Regions from separate parts of the Homo sapiens genome. Here all the other regions are linked to region 1. Evidence: chromatin loops called from intact Hi-C (ENCODE). Cell type or tissue: prostate gland. All regions are shown on one strand. Links, peaks and the distances in the headings refer to the core of each region. The heading gives the core; the rest is flanking DNA. Region 1 has its middle 48 kb from the start of LINC02242. Region 2 overlaps PIK3R1 (phosphoinositide-3-kinase regulatory subunit 1). Region 3 has its middle 18 kb from the start of LINC02219.

Region 1 (6,294 bases), core at 634-5,633:
GTTTGTTCTGAAGTAAGAACGTTGGTAGGTTGATAAGAAGTATAGCAAGAGAAGTTGGATGGGGTAACCACACTTCACTCTATAAATTTCTGTATTGTTTGCATCTTTTTTTTTTTTTTGAGATGGAGTCTCACTCTGTTGCCCAGGCTGGAGTGCACGGTTGTGGTCTCGGTTCACTGCAAGCTCCGCCTCCTGGGATCACGCCATTCTCCTGCCTCAGCCTTTCGAGTAGCTGGAACTACAGGCGCCAGCCACCACGCCCGGCTAATTTTTTGTATTTTTAGTAGAGATGGGGTTTCCCTGTGTTAGCCAGGATGGTCTCGATCTCCTGACCTCGTGATCCACCCGACTCGGCCTCCCAAAGTTCTGGGATTATAGGCGTGAGCCACCGCGCCAGGCCTATTGTTTGCATCTTTTCAACAAGAAAGTATTTATGTGTTACCAGTACAAAATAAAAACAAAAAGAAAACAAAATACGATGAATGTTAACACATGGACCAAGTTCCAAGGCAGTTCATACCATCAAATTGTGGTAATGAACTTGTGAGCTAAATGAACAATAGTATTGGTGCAGGATTAATACGTTCTTCACTACCCTGTTAGAGCAGAATTTTATTTTACGGTAGAAGAGAGATGAGATGCTTTGACAAATGTTCTGTCTGGTACATGTTCAGGGCTTTGTATTTGTTATTTCTTCTGCCTGGAATGCTCTTCCTGCAAATATCCACATCCAACTCTGCCCCCTCCTTTAGATATTTACCCAAATATTTTCTTCTCAGCCAAGTCCTGCCTGCCCACCCTGCCAAACTTCAATGTTCATTCCCCTCTTACTCCTCATGACCCTTCCTGCTTAATTTTTCTCCATAACATTTTCAGCCATCTGACATTCTACTGAATCCACTTATTTACTTGTCTAATGTCCATCTCTTCTTAGTACAAGTGAAGTCTATGAAGGTAGAAACATTTGTCAAGTGTTTCAGAGCTGTAACCCTGGAGCTAGAGTGAAAGCTAGCACATAATATGTGCTCAATGAATCTTTGCTGAATGAATGAAAAAATAATTTAATAATAGCATTTGAATCAAGAGCTATTGACATAGGTAGGATAAGAAAAGGATTGTATCTCTGAATTCTCATCATCAAATCTCTTCCACCGAGCGAAGAATTTAAAACCTAGACACAGATGGCCTCAGGAAGATTTTCAGATTTTCTTTTATTGACCAAGACCTTTTGCCCCCATTCACCCACCATTCATCATCTAGATGCACAAAGAGGAGAAACATGAGGACAGAAATGCCATTTTCCTTTCTCTCTTCTTCTTGTCAAGCTGAACTAATCACAGAATCACAAAGAAATCTGAAATTTTTGTATTTAAAATTAGCCATCTGAGTGTTCTTTCGATGATCCCAATTTTGTTGGCAACATCCAAAGCATCATAGTCAAGCCTTTTTTTGTTCATCAGGCCTGATCAGTGTGTTGATCTTGGCCATGTTAGTGTCATGAAGCTTCTTCACAGCCTTTGGAACTGGTGCATGTTGGTTTTGACATCTAAAATGAACACATATGTATTGTCTTCCCTATTCTTGTCTGATTCAAGTGGAACATGATGGCAGAGTGATCAAGCTTGCTTCTCCTGGTGGTACTTTTCTAAGGACATTTTGCTGCCTTAAAAGCTGCAGAGTCTTGGGCCACCAGAAGTGGAGTAGTGTGAGGATCTTTTGAGTATGGTTGTGGATACTTTTCTGCACTGCCTTTTTGGCCTTCAAAGACTTTGCTTTATCTTGACTTTGGGAGGAGCAGAGGTTTCCTTGTTAACTTTCAGGGACATCTTGGTGAGAAGTTACATTTTTAAATTTAGTTCTTCATCCACAACAGGACTATTAGGATTTATTATGCAGAACCAGTTTTAGAAGACCAAACACAGAGAAGAAAGAGGTAGTTAAAGCGAATTAACAGCAAAACCACCTAAAGGAAGAGTGCGCGTGGGTGAGATGTGAAGCATTTATTCATCAAGAGTTAGAAAAACTGATTTCTTCCTCCAAAGAGCAACAGCAATTTCATAACAACAGAAAAGAACATAGAGTCATAAAACTACAAAACACTACCATTTAGTCTTATATTTTTTCTTTGTCTTCTCAAATGCACTAATTTAGGTATTCCAAAATGGGTGAAAGATACATCTCTTTGTCACTGTTTAAAACTCCACAAAGAGACTCTGAAATCCAAACACTGCATGTTCTCACTCATAAGTGGAAGATGAACAGTGAGAACACATGGTCACAGGGAGGGGAACATCACACACTGGGTCCTGTCGGGGGTTGGGGGGCTAGGGGAGGGAGAGCATTAGGACAAATACCTAATCCAGGTGGGGCTTAAAACCTAGATGATGGGTTCATAGGTGCAGCAAACCACCAGGGCATATGTATACCTATGTAACAAACCTGTACGTTCTGCCCGTGTATCTCAGAGTTTAAATTAAAATAAATAAAAAATTTTCAAAAAATTTATAGTTTAGTGGCCTAAACTCTTTAAATCTGATTTAAGTCTCTCTTGTTTCAATTTAAATTCAATGCCTCTTCTATAGTTCTTGGAGTAAAGAGAGAGACTGCCCTTCTTGGGAAAACAGATTCCTCTGCCCAAGCAGATCTACAACTGGTTAGGGTATGGCTGCACATAGTGTGCTTTATACTGCAGTGCAAAACACTGCGTTCCGTAAACATTTCTAAGAACTATTATAAAGTATTAAGGCTGCTCTGCCAATCAGATTCTAAGTGAGCTGAACACTCCTTACCCTCTCATAACAGAGTACATGTTGCCTGCAGCTCTGGCTGTTAAAAGGACAGAGCAATGTTCCTAAACAGATTGGGTGGTGAGCAGAGGTCCCGTGATTCACCCCTAAATTAGTTTTAACTGACAGGTTTTGGAAGTGAGGCTGGCTAGGGTCTGGCTGCGTGGATACCACGTGCTGCTCTGTCCAGTCCGAATTGCTCAGAAGGAATCTTGAGCTGTGTGATTGGGTAGGGTGGGGGTGGGCAGCTCAAGAATGTGGGGTTAAAAATAGGAGCAATGATTTCCAAAGTCCTTGGCCAGCTGTGTGGAACCTAGTGTCTCATTCAGTACATGTTCCTTGAAGGCAAACTACCAGATCAAGTTTGGAGAGATTGTTGTTTGAGCTGGTTTGTCCTTTGGGTTTTGTACAACTTTGAAAAGAACAAACAAGAAATTGGTGTTTCTCTTTCATACTCAGTCTCATTCCATTCTCTATTTTATTGGATTCCACTGTGTCAGCTGAATAGAAGAAATATACAGCCCTTGTCTCATATTTCCATAAGCACATATTTTACTCATACTACAAAGTAGTAATTATTCTCATAAAATAATGATGTAATATTAATAAAGATGAAATTTTGTGATTGACACCAACAATGGCAAGATAAAGATTATTTATTATTGCTATTATTGAAGTGTTTCGTATTGTACTCTTTGTCCAAGGCTTCATAGATAATTAAAATTCATGGACTGCACAAGTGTCTCATGAAATGTGTTAGATTGTTTTCTGATATGCAAAAATGTCCTGACATGGTTTGTAAATGCGTACTGCACATCTCCAGCCAATTACCATACAAAATGCAACTATTTCTTTTTGTCTATCACTGAAGCCTGAACAGACAGCATTAGACTCAACTGCATAATTCTGGCCTAATTTTCGTGTCTGATACTGTAGTGATGTTGTGAGGCATTGACTTAACAACAGGAGTAAATGTTCTTTTTGAATACATATTTTTTTCTTCAGCCTCTTTGGAAATATGCCTACATGAAGAAGCACTCCTTCGGCCTCTTCAGAAAAATGAGCATGTGTTTACACCCCTTTTGCCCCCACCCTTTGTTTTCTCTTCCTAATTTGTGATGATTTTGATGGGATGAGGGTTTATGCTGGCAAAATTCCAAAGGGTGGACAAATTGGGCTGTACTTTCATTAATGCAAAACTGAAAATATTGCTAAATTATTGTGGCTAATATAATTTGTGTCTGCTCAGGCTTTGTATTAGTTTGCTAGGGCTAGTATAAGAACCACAAACTGGGTGGCTTAAACAACAGAGACTTATTGTGTCACAGTTCTGGAGACTGGAAACCCAAAATCAAGATGTCAGTGGGATTGGTTCCTGCTGAGGGCTGTGCAGGAAAATCTGTTCCAAACCTCTCTCCTGGCAGTTTGCTGGCAATATTTAATGTTCCTCGGCTTTTACATCTCTGCCCTCTCTCTTCATATGACATTTCTCTGTGTGTGTATCTATGTCCACATTTTGCTTTTTCAGAAGGACACCAGTCATACTGGATTAGGGACCCATCTTACTCCAGTATCTTAATTAATTACATCTCTTAATTAATTACATCTGCAATGACTCTATTTCCCATTCTGAGGTACTTGGTCCCATTATGGGATACTTGGGATTAGGATTTCAACATAAGAATTTTGGAAGGACACAATTTAACCCATAACAAGCTTCAAATAAATAATAGACTCTGTAATTCAATGAACATATATTGAATTGTAGGTTCAAAAATAATGAAATAGAGAAACTGATTTTTAAGATTAACATGATATTTGCTTTTCAACTCCCCCAGAGGAGTTAAAAGTGGCTCCCCCAGAAGGACTCTTATATCTTGATTTGCCAAGCAGTAGGAAGAAGAGTTATAACTAATGGAGTGAGCCTCGCTGTTGGCAGAACTTTAGTCCAGCCTTTCCTAGTTCAAGATATAAAAAAGACTTTTTATATAGTGAAGTTTTCAGTGACTTCTATCACTTCTTCCTTCACTGCTTCAATTGCTTCTGGTAAATATACAAGAGCATGTGCTTACTTAGAGGGGCACAGCATTTATTGGGGTTTGACCTGGCTCAATCACAAAGTATATAAAATGAGCCAAGGACCTTTTGAGGATGAATTCAAAATCCAGTGCTTGTCATCTTCTAGACCCTAAAAAATACTGTAACAGAGTAGTGGGTTGGTTAGTAAGTGTCCCATCGAAAGGCATGGCTGACCAGAGCCTTATTAGTTATTATAAGATATATAGACTAAAGAATCCAGAAATTAGGACTAGAACTGCTCAAGAGAAGGTAGGAAAGGAAATGTATGTATTTGAGATACAGGAGAGAGGTTCAGTATAGCAGGCAGAATATAGTATCTGAAAAGGCCTGGCAACAGATAGCAGGTGGCATGCCAGGATAGCACTGGGGGGCCCAACTTGAAGACACAAGGGTCTGTGGTAGAGCTTGGCCCTGGGAATCGGGAGCAGATGGTGATCAGAAACACAGGCAAGCAGTTGGGATCTGAGAAGTCAGAGCCAAGCCTCAATGTTTCTTAGAATTTTGCTCTCAAATATGGTATAAACCCTCCTTGACACTTTTCAGTTCTTAATATGTTGGAGGCATTGATCTTTCTCTGCTAGAGTCTTATCACTGTGACATTGCTCTAATTCTTCTCAATTTTCCTGCCTCCTAACTATTTTTTTACTAAATCCATTCACTTTGTGTTTCAGGGAAAGAACGGTGATCTTAACGAAGGCAGATTCAGTAGTGTGGTGGGGTTATAGATGTGAACTGGAGTTGGTTGAGGAGAGATTGGAAGATAAGAACAGGAGAGTCTTACCATGATGGGAAGCAGCCCACCTGCACCCACTCTTGAAGTCATGTCATCTTGCTCCTTCTCTTCCAATGTCATCCATACTTTGATGACTCCTCAATTTGTATCTTCAAGCCTGACTTCTCTGCTGGACTACAGACTCCTATTTCCAGCTTGCTGGAGCTCTCTACTTGTACGTCTCTAACAGAGTCAACACTCTGCAAAAAAGCCAGAGGGATTTTCTGAAAATGTGAAGTAGAGCATGCCATGTTTTACTTAAAGCCCTCCCATGACTTTCTAAAATGCTTAGAATAAAATCCAAATTCCCTATTATGACCTCCAAGACCCCCAGTAATCTTCCTCCCTAATCTCACTTCTATGACTTTATAGTTGTTTCACTGTTCTCCAGCCAGTCACACTACTAGTCTTCCATTTGTTTATTGAGCAAGCCTCATGTGCTTCTCTGATTGCAAACTTGCAGTTCATTCTACCTGGAGCAATCACCCACCAGATACTCACTTGGCTTCCTTCTTCTCATCATCCATGTCCAAGCCAATAGGTTACCTGGTCTTTAGAGTGGCCTTTCCCAAAGAGATAATCTGAAGTAGCAAAGTAGCATCCATCCACCCAGCCAGTCACTCTGTCACATTAAACTGGTTAATTTGTTTCACACTG
Region 2 (5,000 bases), core at 1-5,000, 570 kb after region 1:
AAGTAGTGAAAGTATATTGCTTCATTTTGTTAAACTCTGATTCCTTACACAATTGTTAAGGATTGTGTTTACTTTTATCTCAAAATTGTTACCTTTTAATATATATAGTCTTATATCAGTGATCTTTTCAAACTTTTAAAATGAAGTCTGAATAAATATTATTTTCTTATGCATTTCTTCTGCACCAGCTGATAGGGAATTTTCTGTACAATGTTTTCAGGCCTCTTGCCTTTCTTGCCTTTATTTTTCTCTGCAATTCCACACACAGGTCATTGCTTTCCCTTCCTCTCCCTTTTTGATCATGGATGCTTCAACTCCCTTCATATATTTGTTAAGCATATTTTACTAAGATTTCATTTTGTGATGCTTGCAAATATACATTACAAAATATATATTTTTAAAAAGTGATTTGAAGGGCCCTCTGTCCATCTGATGATTAACTAGAAGAGTCTTTTGTACCTTGCTAAAAGTGATAAGTTAGCCAGCTATATTTAGCTGGATAAAACCCATTACATCCTTGGGGAAGAATGTGCTTTGTTTAGCTTTATGAGAAAATATTTAATAAATGCTGTCTTGAAAATATTTAGCCTGGCTGAGTGAGCTGGCAAGGCTTCAATACTGATAAAGCAGAGGTGATGGTGAAAAGCTGGCCTGCCAGTCCAAGCTCAAGTTAAAAAAATGCACCTCTTGTCACTAAGGGTTGCAACTGTCGCCAAGTGCTTGTCCATCAGTGTCACGTAAAGATTTTTTAACCTCACATATGGCATCATGCAGTTTGTCTGCCTAAAAAGGCAACCTAGATTCACAGAGTGGTTACAATTGGCTTTGAAGTCCCATCTGTTCTGTAAAATCCTAGCTTTATTTCTTACTGCTGGTATGACTTTAGGTAACTTGTTTAATTTTTCTTAATCTCAGTTTTCTCATCTGTAAAATGGGGACAGTGATAATTTCTTAGAGCGTTGTACAGATTAAATGAGATTAAACGCTGAGCAGAGTTTCTTACACTAAGTGTTCACTACATGGGAATTAATCAGCAGTAGTAGTGATTTGTAATCAGCCTAACATTTTCTGTCCCTCCCTAACTCCTCCCACCCCACAGGAGATACAAAGAGCAAAGTCCTCTTGAATGTGGCGAGGTAGGAAAGGCTCTGGCATGGGCATCAGGAGGCCTGGGTCCTCGGCTTGAACTTCCTGTGGGACCTTGGGCAAGTTGTGGCTCACATAATCCCTCCCCACTCATCAGTACACAGTGCACAGGGCAGCAGAGCTCCTGGCTGCTAGTCTCTCTTTTGATACCTAATTCGTTGTGGTATCAGACCAAATTTGATATGATAGCTAGACCCGCCGGTCCGTCAGTATCATTTGGGGTCTGGTGTAAGATCAGCCTGTGAAACTCAGGCATGTAGGCAACAAGTTATCAGTAAGAAGGTCAATCATTGGGATTCTGTCTCCCACAATGGTCTGGATTTTCTCTCTGTGGCTGGTGGGCTCAGCCCCAATCCTTGCTACTCAAAGTGTGATTGTGGTCCGAGGACCGGCAGCATGGGCATCACCTGGGAGCCTGTTGGAAATGCAGAATCCCAGACTGCACCCCGACCTCCTGAATCAGGCTGTTAATATGTACATTAAAGTTGGGGAACCACTGCCTCAAACTACTGCCCTTGGGAATATTCTGACACGCAGAGGGTATTTATTTACTAAATACTTACAGAATTTGTGTTTGACATTGACATTTTCTAGACAAGGTTCCATTCCTCTCTTTGGGTGTAGTGTACTGATGTGTTAGGTCAGGGTTACCATAACAAAACACCACAGACTGGTGTTTATGTCTGTACCACCATAGACATTTAGAAATCTATTTCTCACAGGGTGCCAGTGTGGTTGGGTTCTGGTGAGGGCCTTCTCCCTAGCCTCCAGGCTGCCACCTTGTCACTGTGATCTCACATGGGAAGGGTGGGGAGAAAGGTCTCTGGTGCTGCTTCTTATAAAGGCACTAATCCCATCGTGAGAGCACTTGCCCTCATGACTTCCTGTAAACTCAGCTGCCTCCCAAAGGCCCATCTCCAAATATTATCACATTGAGGGTCAGGGCGTCAACATGAATCTGGGGGGAAGGGACACAATTCAGTCTGTAGCAACTGACTTCCACATCTGACTTTAAAATGCATCTTTAAAAAAAATGTGCTGGCAGATAAATATGTAAATAAAGCAAATATGAAAATGTTAATCGTAGAATCTAGGTGAAAGATAATGTGGGCGTTCACTAAACAATTCTTTCAACTTTTCAGGATATTTAAAAATGTCAGAGAAAAAACCCCCTACTCTCTATAGTTATTTAAAAGGAATCTGGTGCTGCTTTTTTCTCCTTATTTCCATCCAGGCTTTCTTAAGAGTGCTTGTTCGGTCTGGCTGGACAAACTTGCCTTTTTGGCAGTTTCTCTCTCTCTACCCACTCACTTTCTCCTTGGTCAGCCAGTGGCCTGCTTCTGCACTGTCAGTGAGGTCCCAGCCTGGATCCAAAGCTTCTTTCTGGTCTCTAGTCTGCCAGTAGCATCTTTCTGTCCAGTTCCTCTCCATCCCCCTGCCCTCTCCTAATACTAATCAGGGGATCCTTCAATTGCTTGTGACATCGCAGCTTCTCAAGTTACATTTTACAACTCTGCTTTATTATTTTTAAGCATTTCTAACATGACATTTTATAAGTTTGACTCTGAAATTTATCATCACATGTAAGTAGGAAAGAAGTGTCTCCACAAGTTTGCCCTCAGCCAGAGATAGTGTGGTTCATCTGGAATGCCCCTGCCTTTCTCTGGTTATTAATAGGGGCTCCTATTGCTTTTCCATTTACAGTGTTAATTATCTGCATTTCAAAGTAGTTCATAATGAGAGGGAATATATTAACTTGTTATTTGGGGAGGAAGTACAAAAACTGCTATTATCAAGATCATTTAACTTGAGCATAATCAGAAAGTATTAAGGTTATTCCCTTGTGGGATTGACCATCAGATATCTGTGTGTTTCATAACACCCTTATTGCAGATACCTTTTAAAGAAGGGAGGCTTGCAGGAAGTGTTGGGAAACTTACTATAAGCTTCTTTCCTTGACTGGCACTTGTATACTCTGGCGCAGGGAAGACAAGCCCAAACTAAATACATAGGCATTACTTAAGAGCTTTGTGACATTGGACAAATAGTTTCCTTGCCTTTAAACTGGGGATAATAGAGACTATACACCTTTGAACTGCTATGAAAAATAAATGAAAATATTTCTGTAAAATACTTACTGTGGGAATGTGGCTCCTAGTTGATGTTCAGTACTAATCATTCATTCAGCAAACAGCCTACCGCCCACTGTGTGTCATGGCCTGTGATTTGTCTTTTTTCTTTTTGGGGGCTTCTGGGTCATACTTCGTATGAAATCTTTCTTAGCACACCGAAAGACCAACTTTCCTTATAAATCATTGGCTTCAAAAATCCTGTGGACTCAGGTATAAATTATTTTTCTGGTGAGGAGAGGAGGAAATCCCTTTCTTCCCCATTTACATCCTGCCTAGCTATTTTAATTTGCTGTACACCGTAAATTGTAATCTTAGAATCAAACTCCAATTTAGGTGATAAGGATCACAATTAATTAGGCTAGCCTGTCAAAGATTAAATGTAATCTTGCATTTCAGTTACCTCCTAACTCTGAGGCTTTAGCTAAGCCCGTCAGAAACAAAGCTGTTAGGTCTGCTTAGGTTTAATAAGATCTTTGCCTGCTGTTTGTTTTCTATACCAGTCTGTTGTCTAGAAATAAAACGAATGGACAGAGGATCTCAATTCCCTTTCATTTGTTTTTAGCTGTGCAGCAGGAGAGATAAATGAGAGAAGATAAACTTAACGATATTAAAGACTAATTAGGATATCTGAGGAGATTTGCAAACTTCTAGTTTAAATCTGTCGGCAACTCTTTTAATTCCCTCCTGCTAGTTATCTCTGAAAATAATGTAGTTATGGCTGAAGATTTATTTCCACATCTACTCTTTGTACTCTCATTTTCAGTTGCGCATACTTTTTTTCTCCTTCTTCCTCCAAAAAAAAAAGCTCTTGTTTCGGCCACACTCAATATAATTTAGCACACAGTCATTCCAACTTCATTTTGTCTTCACATTCAGAAAACTGAAGTCTAATATCTCAAATATATTAGTATTGTGGTCCTTTTGGGGAAAGTATGATAAATTGAAAATATTTTGGTTTTGACTTCTGAAGATTTTGAGTATTGTTTATATATACAAAGGCAAAATGCAAATATATACAAGGCAAAATGCAAATGTGCTTCCAGCTTGCTTCCTTAGAAAAGTATTGAGAACAGTCTAAGTATGATAATTTCTGGTCTTAAAACCTGCAATTGCAATCGGGTATTTCCATAATCTAAACAATAATAAAGATTACATGACTAATTCTAACAATAATAACTACCTATTAGTTTGTGCTTTCTACATACTGGGCACGATGCCTGTCATGTTTATATATATATATTATTTAATCCTTATTACTGCACATAATTACTCCCATTTTACAGATGAATAAATGGGATTCAAGTTAACTAACTTGCCCAAGACTACTGAATTCAGTAAGTGGCAAAGCAAGGATTAAAACCTAAGCCTCTTTGGCTTTAAAGCTCTGCTTCTAATCACTTTTTTACTACTGATTAAACAGATGTGTCCCAAAATTAAGGAAGTCATCGTTGTTTTTTTTGCTTTGTTTTTGCTTAGTCAAAGAGCACAGGCCATCATTTGTTGTAGTGTCACCCGTAAAGCTTAATAAGTTTAAAGTTCAGGGTGTTAATCATTACAAGCATAAAGTATGAATATGCTTTAAAGGTTTATTTAAGAAAAGAATTGGGATTAGATTTGCCCACCAGAATATACATTTTTCACTTGAAGTCCTGAGAGAGATTCAGACAGAAACAGCTTTGACTCAGCAGCAGTTAGCAGACAAACATCTTGATATAATACTGA
Region 3 (6,294 bases), core at 796-5,795, 480 kb after region 1:
AAGTGATTATCCTGCCTCAGCCTCCCGAGTAGCTGGGACTACAGGCGCCTGCCACCACGCCCGGCTCGTTTTTGTATTTTTGGTACAGAAGGGGTGTCACCATACTGGCCAGGCTGGTCTTGAACTCCTGACCTTGTGATCCTCCCACCTTGGCCTCCCAAAGTGCTGGGATTATAGGTGTGAGCCACTGCGCCTGCCCTATATCTGGATTTTAACCCATGCTTGCCTCCATATCTTCTGTGAGATATTGTGCAGGATTTTAAACTTTTCTTTCCCTCAGTTTTGTATTTGTAAAATGTGAATAATAGTATAACAGCAACAATAATAATTAATTCAGAAAACAGACTTACTAACTTGATATTTGTTGATAGTAGGAAATTCTTGATATTTTAGGTGTGATAATCATACTGAGTTTATTTTTATTTTTTAGAGACAGAGTCTCGCTCTGTTGCCCAGGCTGGCGTGCAGTGGTGTAATCTCTACGCTCACTGCAACCTCTGCCTCCTGGGCTCAAGCAATTCTCCCACTTCAGCCTCCCAAATAACTGGGACTACAGGCATGTGCCACCACACCCTGGCTTTTTTTTTTCTTTTGGTAGAGATGCAGTTCTGCCACATTGCTCAGGCTGATCTCCAACTCCTGGACTCAAAGGATCTGCCTGCCTCGGCCTTCCAAAATGCTAACATTACAGGCTTGAGCCACTGTGCCCAGCCTATTGTGTTTAATTTTAATGAGTCCTGTGTTCTATAAATACAAACTAAAATATTCATGGATAAAAATATATAAGATTTGCTTCAAAATCGTAAATGGAAGAATGGGTGGGGGTATGAATAAAACAGAAGTGGTCATGTATCGATGATTGCCATGAGAGAGTGACGGGTACATGGGGCTCAACACTTGATTTTCTCTGCTTTTGTGTATATTTGAACTGTTCCCAGATAAAAAGAGTTTTTCTTAAGAGACTACAGTAAAGTGAGAAAACACATCATACAGTAGCAGGAATGCAGTAATAACTTTAAAAAAAATGGCTGCTGGTAGCCAGGTGTAGCAGTAGTTGTAGTATCGTGATAGTTTTTATTAGCTTCAGTTAAATGGTCAGGAAGAAAGGCTGATAGGCAAGGGAATGGATTAACGGATATGTGAGGAGAATCATCCCTTTTCAAGTTCTTCTAACAAAGATCTCACTTTTCTTATGTTTAAGGGAGCATCAACCCCCACAGGTACAGAGGTCTGCAGAACTCTAACATATAACATTCACAGAACTCGGCCACAAACCAGACCCCAAAACATGCTAGAATTCTCTCTCCATTGTTGAATGTTAGCAGCCATTTTGCTTTCATTTAGAGCTTCAATTAAACAGTATCAAATACGTCAGGTATTTTCTTTTATTTCTGCAAATGTATCTTTACAATCAAATGCCTCATTTTTAGCCATTCACCCTTGAAAAACTGAAAGTGATTTCAAATAGTGATGTGTGGCCAGCTTTAACTTGGACAGTCATTAGTGTTAGAGGAGTGGGGATTTGGAAATACTGCCTTAAGAAAAGTTTCCCCCTTAACTTATTTTTTACCCTTCCCACCTCTGTCTCCATGGAAATGAGGTCAGAGGCCACGGAGAGCTCCCAGGGAGCCAGCAGCTGGGAATGAGAATTCTCACTTAGAGATTTCAGCTGAAAGCTATAAACTCCTTTACAAAGACCAGCTGAGTCTTTTGGCCACCATAGTCTCCTTTTTACACTAATAAATAGGTGGCTTTTTTTTTCTTTTGTCTTTCTCTTTTGGCACATACATGGAGGAAGAAGAGGTGCCACTGAGTAATAACCATTTTTGCATTTATACTTGAACTTCTGTGCAATAAATCAAGATGGAGATATTCCTTAAGAATTTATTTTCAACTTAATATGTTTAAATGATAGTGTACATATGGAATTAAGCAATTATCACTTGCTTGATCTCTGTCCTTTCAAGTTTATGATAACACCAGATATTTGAAGACAAATATATGTGGTTATTCATTACATGCTATCAGTTATAAATGATTCTAATAGAATGTCACCATGACATAATTCAAAATCACTTAATTAAAAGAAAGAACCAATCTCAAGATATGAGCAGTTGGTGCCATTAAACAAAATGTTTTATGAATTAACGTATACTTTACTATTAGTACCTGTTTTTGTTGAACTGTTAACACAAGTCCATATTTTTTTGCACTTTATTCAGTTTATTTACTCATAAATCATTTGAAAATATCTGAGAAGGGTGACTACTCAAATATGCCAAACACTTTGTTATTTTTATAAGTTATATATTATTATTTAGTAGCCGAATATTTATTAAAACAATATGAAATGTAAATTTAGTTTAAAAAAAAAAAAAGCCCTAACAAGTTCTTTTTAAATTTGGAGCTATAGGAGTCTGTGTTTCAAACTTTTTTTTCCTTCATGCCACACTTTGTTTTATGGTTCAAGGTTTGTAGACTCAATAAGATTCAGCATTATTTCCAAGAACTTTTACGAAATTTCATCATTACTCTTACATAAAACACTGAGTTATTACTTTTAATCATCAATCACACAACTGCTCTGAATTTTCCAGAACTTAGCTTCAGCAAGCATCAGAACCACAGCACCTCTCTCAGACACTTTCACATTCTTTCTCTCTCTCTTTTTTCAGCGTTGTGGTCAGCAGTCTAATGATGCTGGGCTTTTATTCTTTACTGTTTCCTTTGTCTTTGGGCCCTTTCGCAGGTCGCTGCTGAGCTCTCTCTCTCTCTGTCCTGGGTTGAGCCCTTATTCCATTTTCCCCTGCTCTCAGAAGTGAAACAGAACATCGTGTTCCGAAGCTGCCCAGCACACATGCTTCACGATGCTGCCAAGTTTGCAGCTGACCAATTGGCCTACTTTAGAGGACTCGCATTTACAAAATTTACAAGTCTTTATTTCCACCAGCCCATCACCTCCTCCCCACCCCGCCGAAAAAGAGTATGTCAAACACACTGATAAATCAAGAGTTTTTTGGTGTTGCAACAAAATGGGCAGTCATTTCTTTGCCCTTTGCTGGCTCTCAGCCTTGCTCTTCCCTCCTGAATAGATGGAAAATATGGGTTGGTGTACGGTACAAAGACATTCAAAAGTGATTGCCTCTGTATTAATAACTAATTTCAAAAGAAACATACAAACGAAATGATATGCTCTTCTATTTTTTTCGGAGATCGGTATTTCTAAAGTAATTCCTTTCCAAAAACTGATCCAGGCAAACCTGTCTTCTTCCAAATTAGGAAGACAGAGTTAATGCTTTGCTTTTTCAATGAGATTGGGTCAGGCAAGTCATGGATTTAGATATTTTGAACACTCCTTATTGGCATTTGAATCTTCTAAGCTTCTATAATAGATTCAAGATCAAATAGGAGAGGGTAAGGATTTAATGGAGCAAAGAAAAGTTGTAGGAATTGGTTTCTTGTGATTTTAGTGATTCCTGCCCCACTCTTCAAGAAAAGGAACTCGGTCAAGGGTAGATCCAGGTTATTGCAAAGCTTATAAAATATGGAGCCCTCTTTATGAAAAAGAATATGAAATTAAGCCCAAGAGTAAATATCTACTTAGAATAAGAGAAGAAACCATAACAAATGACAAACTTTAAAAAGCATCCAGAAAAATAGCATCATTACCATTAGTATTAAGAATTATTGTTATTATCATAACTTCACTGTTTGATCCACCTATGTAACATTTCTTTTCCCTACTTTTTTTACTTTATCCTCTTTGATCGTTCCTCAAATAACCAAAACTTTATAATACTATTTTGTGTAAAGAGAATAGAAAGATAATTTTGTTTTTTTTTTTCTGGCATGGCAGATAGAAATATGTTTTTTGTTATTAATGGCTTAGAAAATAATCTTTCAGCTTGAGAATTATTGGTCATGCCACAGCTGAAACAATCTCTTGCTCCAGAGGTGCTTCGTGCTCTAAGAAAATTCCTCAGAGACTCCAGACCTTTGATCTTGCTGGGCAGGGCTCCAGCTGACCCTTTGGCCATTGTCTCAGCAACTGATCCAGCATCCCATTTGGTGTCCTGGGTGGAAAGGGCAGGGCTCGAGATGCTGGTGGTGGGGCCTTTGTCTGGAGAACCCTGAGCAGAGAGTGGTGGAGCATCTCATTCCAAACCTTCTCCTTGGTGCCAGAGTTGGATTTCAGATACCTGGGGAGGCTCCACATGTTGCAGGGCATCACTGGAGGTCAGCAAAAATTGAGAGTACGTTCAACCTACCAGCCTTCCACACAGACCGAGAATGTAGAGATTGACCCTCTGGCTGGCGTGGCTCTCCATGCATCCAGCTATACCTTAAATCCCTGCGAAGGACACACAGAACCTTGGAAGGGCCTGTGAAAGTAAGCGGCTGTGAAACTAAAAGCTCATTAACTTTATGATAATCCTCCCCTCTGTTCAGTGCTCATAATATAGTGGACATTCATGGAACTGAAAATAGAAATGAATTCTCTGGCCAAAGTGACCCCTATTTAGTATTCTCAAAATTTTAAGCTCCACAGGGCAAGGATTTTGTCTGCTTGGGTCACTGCTGTATCTTCATCTTCTTCTGAATATTGTTCCATTTGTTAAGGGGACCAAAATTTGTTAGCAATGCCTTTTATTTTCCTGGGTTAAAATAGGCTGGCCAACTGGAAGCTACTGGATATTGCTCACTATTAATTTCTTCACATACCCTTGAGATACTTGTTCTTACATCATCCGAGCTCCTCCACTCCCGCATTCATTTTGTTGTGGGGGGGTGGGTTTTGAAGCATAGTCTAAGCATCATGTCATCTTCTTTTCATTTTGAGTGCATGCTCTATCGCTGCCCAGATAGTCAAAAGTCAAGCCTTTTTGGCTGGGACTCTTCCAGTTGTATTACAGTGCTGGAACTTTTTTAAAGTAGAAAAGCCCTTTACCCTGTTTTTAAATACCAGTTTAAGATATTAGAAGAATATTTTTGAAAGTATGAACATATTTTGTTGTTTCTTGAGGATTCTGAGATGCTTCTTTTGGCCTATGGGGAGAAAATAATGCAGTCAACTTGGTCAGTGTGAGATTATATTGGGTCTCTTCATTTCTTAAGCTTGCAAGTCGCAATATGGCCATCTAAGCATTCAGACAGTGAGTCAGTAGGTTCTACTTCTCCTCACTATCTATATATTTAGATGGCCACATTGTGACTTACAGACTTAAGAAATGAAGAGACCCTGAGGCCAGGTGTGGTGGCTCGTGCCTCCACAGCACTTTGGGAGGCCAAGGTGGGTGGATCACTTGAGGTCAGCAGTTTGAGACTAGCCTGGCCAACATGGTGAAACCCTATCTCTACAAAAAAAAAAATACAAAATTAGCCAGGCATGGTGGCACACAATTGTAATCCCAGCTACCTGGGAGGCTGAGGCAGGAGTATCGTTTGAACCCGGGAGGCAGAGGTTGCAGTGAGCTGAGATTGCACCATTGCACTCTAGCCTGGGTGATAGAGCAAGACGCTGTCAAAAAAAAAAAAAAAAAAAAAAAAAAGAAGCAGCAGCTGAAAACATAGAAATGAAGAGACCCAAAATAATCCGCACATTGACCAAATCAACTGTATTATTTTCACCCATGGGCCAAAAAAACTCATAGATTACACAGAATATTAGGGATGGAATGACACAATGTCTTCTCCCCTTTACTAGTGAAGAAACTGACCCTCAAAGGGATAAAATTAATTGCTCAAAGTTGTAATCACGAGTAGCATCAATCAGAAGCTCTATTAAGGGAAGCATAATAAAGTTATTCTTCCAAATAAGTGTCTTGGTTCATTCAGGCTGCTATACCAAAATGCCATAGATACGGTGGCTTAAAAACAAGGAGAATTTATTTCTCAAAGTTCTGCAGACTGGGAAGTTCAAGATAAAGGCAGCAGATTTGGTGTCTGCTTAAGGCTGACGTTTCCTTGGTGCATAGAGGGTGCCTTCTCACCGTGTCCTCACATGGTGGAAGGGCAAGGGGTAACCTTTGGGACCCTTATTTATTTTTTTAAGAGGCAGGGTCTGACTCTGTCACCCAGACTGGAGTACAGTGGTGCAATCATAGCTCACTTGAACTCCTGGGCTCAAGTGATCCTCCTGCCTCAGCCTCCCAAGTAGCTGGGACTACAGCCTTGCACCACCACACGCAGCTAATTAAAAGAATATTTTTTGAGGCCGGGCGTGGTGGCTCATGCCTGTAATCCCAGCATTTTGGGAGGCCAAGGCAGGAGGATCACCTGAGGTCAGGAGTTCAA

The links. Peaks named below come from ENCODE experiments on the same cell type or tissue, not always from the same donor. Only the 100,000 strongest peaks of a DNase experiment are listed, where the experiment ranks them.
Region 2: it touches region 1 in a loop (5-fold over the local background); 11 of 110 quality-filtered maps call a loop at or near these places.
Region 3: a loop joins it to region 1, with 2.5 times the contacts of the local background. A loop is called at or near these places in 3 of 110 quality-filtered maps.

What each region holds. Positions count from the first base shown.
Region 1 is chr5:67,691,375-67,697,668 of GRCh38, forward strand. No RefSeq gene overlaps it. Among named protein-coding and RNA genes, the nearest start is that of LINC02242, 48 kb to the left of the region's middle. In prostate gland, for the core only: no CTCF peak of the experiment used is centred there; a DNase peak (open chromatin) is centred at 2,987; H3K27ac peaks cover 3,040 bases.
Region 2 is chr5:68,263,580-68,268,579 of GRCh38, forward strand. All of the region lies in intron 2 of PIK3R1 (phosphoinositide-3-kinase regulatory subunit 1), which reads left to right. Among named protein-coding and RNA genes, the nearest start is that of PIK3R1, 50 kb to the left of the region's middle. In prostate gland, for the core only: no CTCF peak of the experiment used is centred there; a DNase peak (open chromatin) is centred at 3,098; H3K27ac peaks cover 3,871 bases.
Region 3 is chr5:68,168,470-68,174,763 of GRCh38, forward strand. No RefSeq gene overlaps it. Among named protein-coding and RNA genes, the nearest start is that of LINC02219, 18 kb to the right of the region's middle. In prostate gland, for the core only: no CTCF peak of the experiment used is centred there; a DNase peak (open chromatin) is centred at 2,892; H3K27ac peaks cover 1,731 bases.